Regions from separate parts of the Homo sapiens genome. Here region 2 is linked to region 1. A link is a contact called in ENCODE Hi-C or POLR2A ChIA-PET data. All regions are on one chromosome and are shown on one strand. The core of a region is the stretch at or near the end of the contact, and the rest is flanking DNA. Distances in the headings are between cores, read along the strand shown.

Evidence for each region. Hi-C counts contacts between places; a loop is a spot of excess contacts on that map. ChIA-PET counts read pairs that join two places held with the same protein, here RNA polymerase II (POLR2A). Pooled maps may share reads with other maps.
Region 2: a loop to region 1 is called in a pooled map, with 2.7 times the contacts of the local background. The contact joins the enhancer-like site here to the promoter of TMEM244 in region 1. A Hi-C loop is called at or near these places in 1 of 50 pooled maps. POLR2A ChIA-PET finds 5 or more read pairs at or near these places in 2 of 52 experiments (IMR-90 and T-cell).

The regions. Positions count from the first base shown.
Region 1 is chr6:129,858,824-129,864,159 of GRCh38, reverse strand. TMEM244 (transmembrane protein 244) reads left to right here and starts at 2,845. Exons shown (of 5, transcript NM_001010876.2): 1 at 2,845-3,004. The coding sequence starts at 2,972. LOC105377999 (a long non-coding RNA gene) reads right to left here. Exons shown (of 8, transcript XR_942986.3): 2 at 4,735-4,830. RefSeq lists a silencer at 242-536.
Region 2 is chr6:129,643,195-129,647,950 of GRCh38, reverse strand. All of the region lies in intron 1 of ARHGAP18 (Rho GTPase activating protein 18), which reads left to right. Among named protein-coding and RNA genes, the nearest start is that of ARHGAP18, 65 kb to the left of the region's middle. RefSeq lists an enhancer at 710-789. Within about 2 kb of position 2,194, at least 7 of the 41 ENCODE cell types and tissues checked have a DNase peak (open chromatin) inside an H3K27ac peak, as active enhancers do.

The DNA.
Region 1 (5,336 bases), core at 1,596-4,095:
CTTAAATCCAGTGCGGTGTCTCTGATGAAAAAAAAAAAAGATGCTTATTATAGATGTAAATACCCATACACACATAATCTCTACTCATTAGACTATTGGTCATCAAATTTTTTTCCAATGTAATTATAGAAAATTAGTACTTTTCAGTATTTTATCCAATAGAGTGCTGGAGTATTAGTTCCCAATGTATGGTGCCAACTTCCTGAGAGGATAGTTTTTGGGTGGTTATTGTTTACCTGAGTAACTCAGAAGGCATCTGAGTTGTGCACAAAGCAGCCTGTGTTGGGAGTAGAGTGAGTCAGGCACAAATCCTCTGCTTTATGCTGTGCTATGACTCCCAGGAAGTTCCACTTGCCCCCCTTTTTTTTTGAGACGGATTCCCTCATTGTTGCCAGGGCTGGAGTGCAATGGCGCGATCTCGGCTCGCTGCAACCTCTGCCTTCTGGTTTAAACGATTCTCCTGCCTAAGCCTCCTGAGTAGCTGGGATTACAGGTGCCCGCCACCATGCCCAGCTAATTTTTTGTATTTTTAGTAAAGACGGGGTTTCACTATGTTGGCCAGGCTGGTCTCGAAATCCTGACCTTGTGATCCGTCTGCCTCTGACTCCCAAAGTGCGAGGATTACAGGCATGAGCCACCACACCTGGCCTCCGCCTGCCCTCTTTAAGGAGAAATTCTGGGTCATCACTGTTACAAATAGGGCAGGGCATGGGATTTGGACAATCAGCATTTACTGAGGGTCCACCGTGTGCTGAAATCTGAAGACAACACTGGGAGCTGTTACAATGTTACCAGCAGGCAGAAAAGTCTTTTTCTGCAAGAACTCACAATATAAGCAGAGAACAGGGCAACCACACATTAAAAGATTTATCTAAGGTATATTAATAAAAGAGCATTGACAGTGTTATTAATATGCATTATGAATGTCAAATTCAATAACATATTCAGATGAAAACTATCAAGGCCTGGACTTGCTGAAGGCACTCTTTTCACCTTTGCTTTTGGTATGCAGGTAGATATTGCAGAATGTGCTCTTTATAGCGGTTAACAAGATGCTGTAATGGAAAAAGGATTACAGGGCACAGCTAAGTTCCCATCTAAAGTTGGTGCCACAGCAAAGCAATCAATCAACAAAGTGAAGACACCAACCCGCAGAATGGGAAAAAAAATACTCAAACACTACCCATCTGACAAGGGGCTAACAACCAGAATATATAAGGAGCTCAAACAACTGTAGAGGAAAAAATCTAATAATATGATTTAAAAATGATCAAAATATCTGAATAGACATTTCTCAGAACAAGACATACAAATGGCAAACTGGTATGTGAGAAGTGCTCAACATCATCGATCATCAGAGAAAGGCAAATCAAAACTACAAAGAGATATGACTTCACCCCAGTTAAAATGGCTTTTATCCCAAAACAGGCAATAACAAATGCTGGTGAGGATGTGAAGAAAAGGACACCCTCATACACTGCTGGTGGGAATGTAAATTAGTACAGCCACTATGGAGAACAGTTTGGAGGTTCCTCAAAAGAGAAAAATAGGACTGCCATATGATCCAGCAATCCCACTGCTGAGCATATACCCCAAAGAATGGAAATCAGTCTATCGGAGAGGTATCTGCATGCCCATGTATATTGCAGCATGTTTCACAATATCCAAGATTAAGAAACAACCTAAATGTCCATCAACAGACAAGTGGATAAAGAAATGTGGTACAGGTACAGAATAGAATTCAGCCAAAGGAAAGAATGAAATCCTGTCATTTGCAACAATATGGATGGAACTGGAGGTCCTTATGTTAAGTGAAATAAACCAGGCACAGAAAGACAAACTTCATATGTTCCTACTTATTTGTGGGAACTAAAAATGGAAACAATTGAACTCATTGAGATGGAAAGTAAAAGAATGGTTACCAGAAGCTGGGAAGGGTAGTGGGAGAAAAGGGGGAGTGTGGGGATGGTTAATGCATACAAAAAAGAGAGAGAATGTATAAGATCTAGTATTTGATAGCACAACAGAGTGACTATAGTCAATAATAATTTAATTGTACATTTAAAAATAACTAAAAGGGTATAATTGGATTGCTTGTAACACAAAGAATAAATGCTTGAGGTGATGGAAATCCCACTTACCTTGATGTGATCATTACATATTAGATGCCTATATCAAAATATATCATGTACCCCATAAACTCTATGGGGTATATTACTATATTACTATGTAATCACAGCAATTAAAAATTAAAATAAAAATAATAATAGAGTTGGTGCCAGTAAAAAGATGGGAGAATGAATTGTAAATGAAGGATTGGTTCTGGAGCCTCAGGACGCAGAGAGACAGAGCTCCAATACTGCCTCCTGGCAGTTCTTGAAAACATTCTACCCACAATATTGTGGCCATTATTTTAGAGTATGGGAACCCTTTTGTTTCCTAACAAAAAGTCATAAGTTTTACATTTCTTTGCCATGATGTGAAAGGAACTGATGATTTCTTTCTCAGAACTCTGTGGCCCTTGTGAGTGAAACAGAGAGGACAGGCCACGCTTCAACATGAATGCAGCAGCATCCTTTGGAAACAATCTCAAGACCTAACTGAAAACCCATGTTTCTAATTTAAGTATGAGACAGTAATTACTCATACAGCCAGAGAGGATTCCAAGTCCCTGCCTATTTGCCGCACTATCTAAAAACAATCAACTCATCTTTCAAATCTGACCAAACTACAAATGGTATGAGAACTCCATCGTTTAATAAGGATGTTCATTTTGGCACTTAGCAGCTTACGCGTGGCTCACAGATGGCATCTGTCTCGTTTTGCGTAATCCAATCATCCTGCACTACTGCGTCTCACACTTAGTCTCCAGGAGTAATTGAAAAGCTCACGGTGACAATTGTGTCTTCTTCCAGATGTCATCGCTATAAGGAGTGGGGCTTTCATCACCTCCTTGACGTAGGATGTGTACATGGCTCTCCAGGTCAGAGTTGCTCCAAGCAAGGTAAAGAGAAATTACTTCTTTGCATTGCCTTTCAGTTGCTGCCTAGCACTGGTGTAAATGAATATGTTCTATAAATGGCCTCTCTGTCAGTGGGCAACTTGTTTCACTTTTGGCTGGGTACCATACAGAAAACATTCTGCTGCACGGCTTGCATCTTGTGGTAATAGGGCAATATAAAGGCACCCATGCCCAAGAAAGGATTCTAAAACATGTAAATAGTCGCTGTTTAGAAGGCACCATTTTATTCGGAGGTAAGCTCTCTGGTATTAGCACCTGCACGTCTGCTATCGTTTTCTGAAATCATGACAGTTTGTTCTCAATCTTTTTTTCTTTTTTTTTTTTGCAGGGAGTGGCTTTTATTTTTGTAACTTCTAAAGGGTGCGCAAAATTTTAAATGCAAAGTGTTGAAACATTTCAAGCTGTAGGTTTGTTAGTTTCTTTTTCCCCCGAGGCTAGTGTTAATAGTTGTGTTTTACTTCAGTGCAAAAATACCCCTTTAAAAAAAAATCAAACAATCGAAAACAAGGAAATATGCAAAGCCTCAAAGCAGCTGTGTAAATTCATACAGGCTTTAGGCCTATAATGAGCCAGACTTAAGGGAATGATAGTGGAAAATCAGATTTTTACTTAAAAATTAAATTACAATTATGAGTGAGTGCTACATTCATTTTAGTAAAATATCAGCACCGTGTGTATTTCCTCAAGCTTTTTCTTTACACTACCATCATCACCACATATGTCATCAGTGAGAAATGTTGAGCATGACAACAGCTAAGAAAAATTTTCAAGGTCAGTAAAACATTATTTCAGGAAAAATATTTTTAAAAAGCTTATTTTTAAGGGGTTATTAAACTTCGTAATTTATGTATAGATTTGGGATTGAACTAGCAATAATAACTTCTGCTGAAGAGATAAAAATTAGAAGATAAAATCCTTTCTCTTAAGTAGCTTACACAAAGAATGGGGGCTCTATATTTAGTCGGGGCTTACACAGACCAGACAGACAGACACACACACACACACACACACACACACACACACACACACACACGCATTGCAGAGAAAATATCCAGATAGTTGCTGCAGTTCCTCACTATCTTAGAATCATCTGAGCTTCAAGTGTAGAATTAGAGCCTTAGAACATTAGAAGAATAGTGAATATGTTCAAAATAGATAGGTTGTTGACTATCTGAATTCTCATGATACATCCCTATAAGTTATGAGTTAACTTTTCTTTTAAGTGCTTGTTCACTGTCAATATTATCAGCACAAGAATTACTGATATGCTTATAAATTAATAGTAATAGCAAAAGTGACCTTCATCTAGAGATAACTCGAATACTCAACAAACATTTATTGAGTGCATGCAATGTGCCAGGCATTGGGCTAATTAAATCCCCCCTATCTGTACACTTTAAATGACAGAAAAGCTGACTCAAGGGAAAGAGTCATGGCCAAAGGCCATTTAATTAATTTGCTGTCTGGGAAAATAGCACAAGAACTGGGAAGAAAGCCCAAGTATGAGGACTGCTAAACTGTTCAGAATACAATGTATTCTACTCCAGTAGACGGCATGTTTCCTAACTATGTTAAACTAATGTAAACTTTCCTCTGTAAAACAAATGTTGTAAAAATCTCAGAAGCACAACACATTCCTGCATATCCTCAGAGTTGTTCACCTGAACTGGAGAATTTCATTCATTCAGGCAATTTCAGAGGGAACTACTTACCAGTAGGACGGAGCCTTTGCTGTGATTCTACAAGTGAGAGAGTCATATCTCATGATTTCTCCAGGAATTGTCCAAAGAACTACAATGCAGTCTTTCCTATGGGGAGAAGTAAGAGAGAAAGTATTATCTATTGGGAACATACAGTACTTAATGTTAAGAATTGTATACATGTTCAGAATACAAATCCCTTATGAAACTTTACCTGTAGATGAGTAGAACAAAACTCAGAAAGTAACCAGCCAATGTCACACACTTGTCAGTGATGAACTGGGGGAGAAACTCCAGTGGATCTGACTTAGAGTCCACATACTTTATTAATAGACTATGGTTCCGGCCAGGCGTGGTGGCTCATGCCTGTAATCCCAGCACTTTAGGAGGCCAAACCGGACGATCACTTTAGGTCAGGAGTTCGATACCAGCCTGGTAAACATGGTGAAACCCCATCTCTACTAAAAATACAAAAATTAGCTGGGTGTGGTGGTGCACACCTGTAGTCCCAGCTACTCAGGGAGGCTGAGGCAAGAGAATTCCTTGAAGCCGGGAGGCAGAGGTTACAGTGAGCTGAGATTGTGTCACTGTACTCCAGCCTGGGTGACAGAGCA
Region 2 (4,756 bases), core at 945-3,444, 220 kb after region 1:
GTCTGTTTGACATATTAAAGTGACCACTGAAGAAGAAATGAGGGCATTAATCTCGATTCTATCACCCCTTTGCTGGGTAAAATTGGGGAAGATTTAACCTTGAGGCCTCATTATCTCATCTAGAAAATAATGGGATAGGTTTAAATCTCTGAGGTGCAATAGCATTCTAATGTTTACACTTCAATACATATGGCTTCTTCTAAAATATTCTTAGTCATTATGGTTTATATGTCATGATCTGAGGAAGAACCCCCACCCCACTGCCTTTTTTTTTTTTACACATTAAAACAGAACGAAGCCAAAACAAAAATAAATTTTATTCTTCTGTCTTATACTGTATGTATATCCCAACTCAGTCACTTCTTGTCCTGCATGGAAATAAAAGTGGGATAGGGAACATGAAAGAAAGTATATCGTTTTTAGAAAGGATCTTATAAGAAAACAAAACAAAACAGGTGCTAGGATCAGAGGTCTTCAAGAAAGCTGACTTTGGGGCACAAAAATGCCTCGAAGGGTCAGAAGCAGGAGACAGACTGGATAGAAAGCATCACGATAGGACTTTAAACAGGGTAGGGAACACAAGGTAGAAATTGGACCAGATAGTTAAATATATGAACTCAGAAGAAACATCCTACTTACAAATAAATCTGCCCTGAAGGAGTTTTAGGTAGAGGGTAGGGATGACAAAGGCACATTAAGGCAATTTTCAAATATACTGGCCAAAAGGGGATGCCCAGAGAGAACTTCTGCCCCTTACACATAATGGACACCAGCAAATGATTAACAGTATTGGCAAGGGAGGGGTTTTTTTTAAAGACATTTTAATTCTTTGTCATTATAGTATAAATTAAATATGGATATATTGGAATAAGTCCCAGTTTTTGTGAAAAGATACAGAACTAAACAAAAACAAAGAAATAAGTCCAGTCACTAGGAAAGCAAGTCTGTTTCTCTCAGAGGGCTTTCTGGAGTTTTGCCCATAGAATTGAAACGTGCATTTTCAGACCCATTATGTGTTGTTTTTGAGAATTCTTAAAACAGTGGTTTTCAAAGCGTGGTCTGGGAACACCTGAGGCTCTCCAGACCCTTTCAGGTGTCTAGGAGAGTAAAACTGTTTTCATAATAACGCTAAGATGTTATTTGCCTCTTTCACTCTCACTCTCTCATGAGAATACAGTGGAGTTTCCCAGAGACGACATGAACTGTAATATTGTAAAAGATTGAACGCAGAAGCAGATGTAAGAATCCAGATGTCTTCTATTAAGCTTGACATTAAAGGCAGTTTCAAAAATATAAAACAGTGCTACTCATCTCACTATTTTTATTTGAAAAATGGCCTTTTTAATGTTATCTATGTGAAGATGTTTATTCTTAAGTGAATAGCATTTAAAATATTTTGTTTCTGCGTTTAATATTATAAATATCAGTAGATATCGCCTACATAAGCCAAAGCTCTTTGAGGGTCTTAGAACAATCTTAAGTGTGTAAAGGAGTCCTGAGACCACAAAGCTTGAGAATATTCTAGAGGATATGTGATTCCTCTAGACCTTATTAAACAGTGGGAGGGGCAGTTAGTACAGCACAAATTTACCTAGGGGACCTTTTTCATGGTTACCTATGAGGCACTTCAGTAAGAATTTTCACAACAAACAAAGCAAGCAAGGCCATTGTTATTCTTCCCATTTTTTAGATAGGAAAAGTGAGGAGTAGAGAAAGTGAGTGATTTACCAAAGATTGCAGTTAAGTAGAGCTGGAATCATTTGGTACTTAGACTCCCAGTTCCATATGTTTCCATTTCATTTTGCTGACTGAGCTGACTGCATTGATAGCAGAATAAATCATCAATCTTCTAGCTGACCTCAGTATAATCAATGGCAACCCCCACCTCTTTGTAAAGAAAAAATGTCAGACCAGTTTAATATTTGCTATGACAAAATAAATAACAGGCATTATTACTCATACCCTGAATGATATCAGTGCCTTTGAAATTCACTGACCAGGTGGAAAATGTATCACGGGAAAATGGGATAGCATATACCTTGGGAAAATACAACAAAACAAAGCCCTCATTTTTGTAAACAGAGCATGGAGGACATGCTAGCAAGATGGAAAAGAAGATTCCAGGAAGGCCCATCAGGATCTGTAAAGTGAATATTTGCTTGTGATGTGAGTGTTCATGGTAAAAAAAGGCAAAATGATTATACTCTGGTGTATTGGAAAGAGCGTGACTTGTACAGCAAGCTAGGAAGCGATTCTTTATAGAGCAACTCTGGCAACTTCCTTTAGAGGACAGCGTCTAGTTCTGTCATTATACTTGTAAAAGGTGAGAAATGCGGGAGCTTCTGAAGCATATCCATGGCACGATTAGCACACAGAATTCTGGAGGGAGAGGGAGGAGGAAGGAACTTGGAATAATTGCTTGCTAGAAAGTCAGGGAGGGGTCACTGGTAGTTGCCTGTGGTATAAACTGTGTGTTTCTTTGATTTCAACACCATGTGTCAACTTGGATCTTTTGGAAATATAAAATATTTCTGCTCTGTACTTCATTACATCTAGCAGATGTTGCTTTATGTTTTTGAACCCCATTTGCAGAATGAACATGATATCATATAACATACTCCTAAAAACAGAAAAGAGGAAACTAGTTAACTGGCCTCTTAGCAGAACAGTTTTAGGAAGGTCCAGACTTTTAGTCACTGCCTGTCTGAAGTACAAAAGTAGAATATATTCTACAAAGAAAAGAAGTAACACAACATGTTCATTGATGTAAACTGAAGGAATGTTCACTTACATTTTTAGACAAATTAAAAAATACGTGGCAGGTTGACCAAGGAGGGTAGTCTATTACTGAATGGCTGTCTCCTTCCCACTCCTCATCCCCTCTTATTTAAAAATGAAAATGTGTTCTTGCAGTATTTACCAGTGATCAAAAAAAAATACAGACAAAAGAAAAAGAAAATTCCTCTTTTCCATGACTCAGTATTTTTAGGTTATCACAAACCTATTCAGCTTCTGAATCTTATTAAAGTCAAAATATTGAGTCAATTCATCAGCACTAAGCTATTCAATTTTTGCTTTATGCATGTTTTGAAAGCAAGGCTTGATATAGATGGTGTATTTATGTAACAATGGTGTTACTCAATGACCTTGCATTTTTCTGCACATGCTATCTTAATGGAAATTTACTGGAAAATTCTTGCCAGAATAAACACATTCCTTCAGGAGTGAAAGGCTTAATGTACTTCTAGTTCAACTGCACCTTTTTCCCTTGAGCAGATAAACCCAATTATTTGGCGTTAGTCATTATACTTCACACAGTTTACAGTACTTATTGTGGTCTCACAGGGGGGTAAGAGTTAAAGGAGACAGAAGTAAGGTGGTCAATTTCACACTATGAGAGAGAAAACAAAAGGATAAGGCATCTGTCTATTTGACATGCAATACGAAAAATGAAGCTGGCAGTCATCTGTAAATTAACATTAGCTATCCTGGTAAGGCAGAAGTAAGGAATATGAACAATACAGATAAGTTGAGCTGCTGAACCAGAAATTTAAAAATATATATTTTTTATTTTTAAGAGAGGGATGACTTTCTCATTTACATGTTAATTTAAGAATCAGGAGTGAAAACTCTACAAGAAAAATACTGGCTATGTAGTGGCCATTGGGGCCGGATATGGGGACCCAGGTGGAATACAGAGATGTAAACAGGACGATTGAGGCCAGGGAAGGAGGAAGTACCCCTTGAATTAAGGGATGAAGAAGGCAAACAATGAACAATGGAGACTTAAGGAAAGAGATTCACAAACATGTCTAGACTTAGGCTTGTTGGCCCCTGTCCTAATTCCCACCCATCGCCACCCCAAGGTTGCTACTGGGGAGAGAGTATAGTGATTGTTTATTCATGTATGCAACCAGCATTAATAAAGTTTGTAATCAAGGCAGGAAGAATCATCTTTAAAGGAATAAAACTGGCTTATTAGCATATTAAAGCTAAGTGCTCAGTTATACTGCATTTATTTGCAGCAATAAACAATTAAGTTCCTTGCCTTTTTCTAACCAGTTGGAATTAAGCTGCTGGATAGATTCGCCCAGAGTTTAGTGACCCTCTCCCTTATGTACTATTAAAATCCTACTATTTTAAACAATTTTGGGAAAGGTTAGTTTAAATGTGAATGTTCACACACTATTATTTTGTTGTAATTTTAAAATTATTTTCAATATGTACAGTAAGTAAAACCAATCTGGCAAACAAAGAATTACTTCCTGGAAGTCCTTCTTGAGAGAAGCAATCTGAAAATTAGAATAGCAAAACAGTTATTCAACTATTGTCCTCACTCAAATTGTATTCTTTAAAAAAATTTATTGTTAGTCCATTCTCACGCTGCTTGTAAAGACATACCTGAGACTGGGTAATTTGTAAAGGGAAGAGGTTTAATTGACTCACAGTTCAGTATGGCTGGGGAAGCCTCAGGAAACTTAAATCATGGCAGAAAGGGAGGCAAACACACCCTTATTCACATGATGGCAACAAGGAGAAGTAACAAGCCAAAAGGGGAAAAGCCCCTTATGAAACCATCAGATCTCATGACAACTCACTCACTATCACGAGAACAGCATGAAAGTAACTGCCCCCATGATTAAATTACCTCCTGTTGGGTCCCCCCAGGACTCATGGGGCTTATGGGTACTACAATTCAAGATGAGATTTGGGTGGGGACATAGCCAAACCATATCAACCGTATATAAAGGAAAGG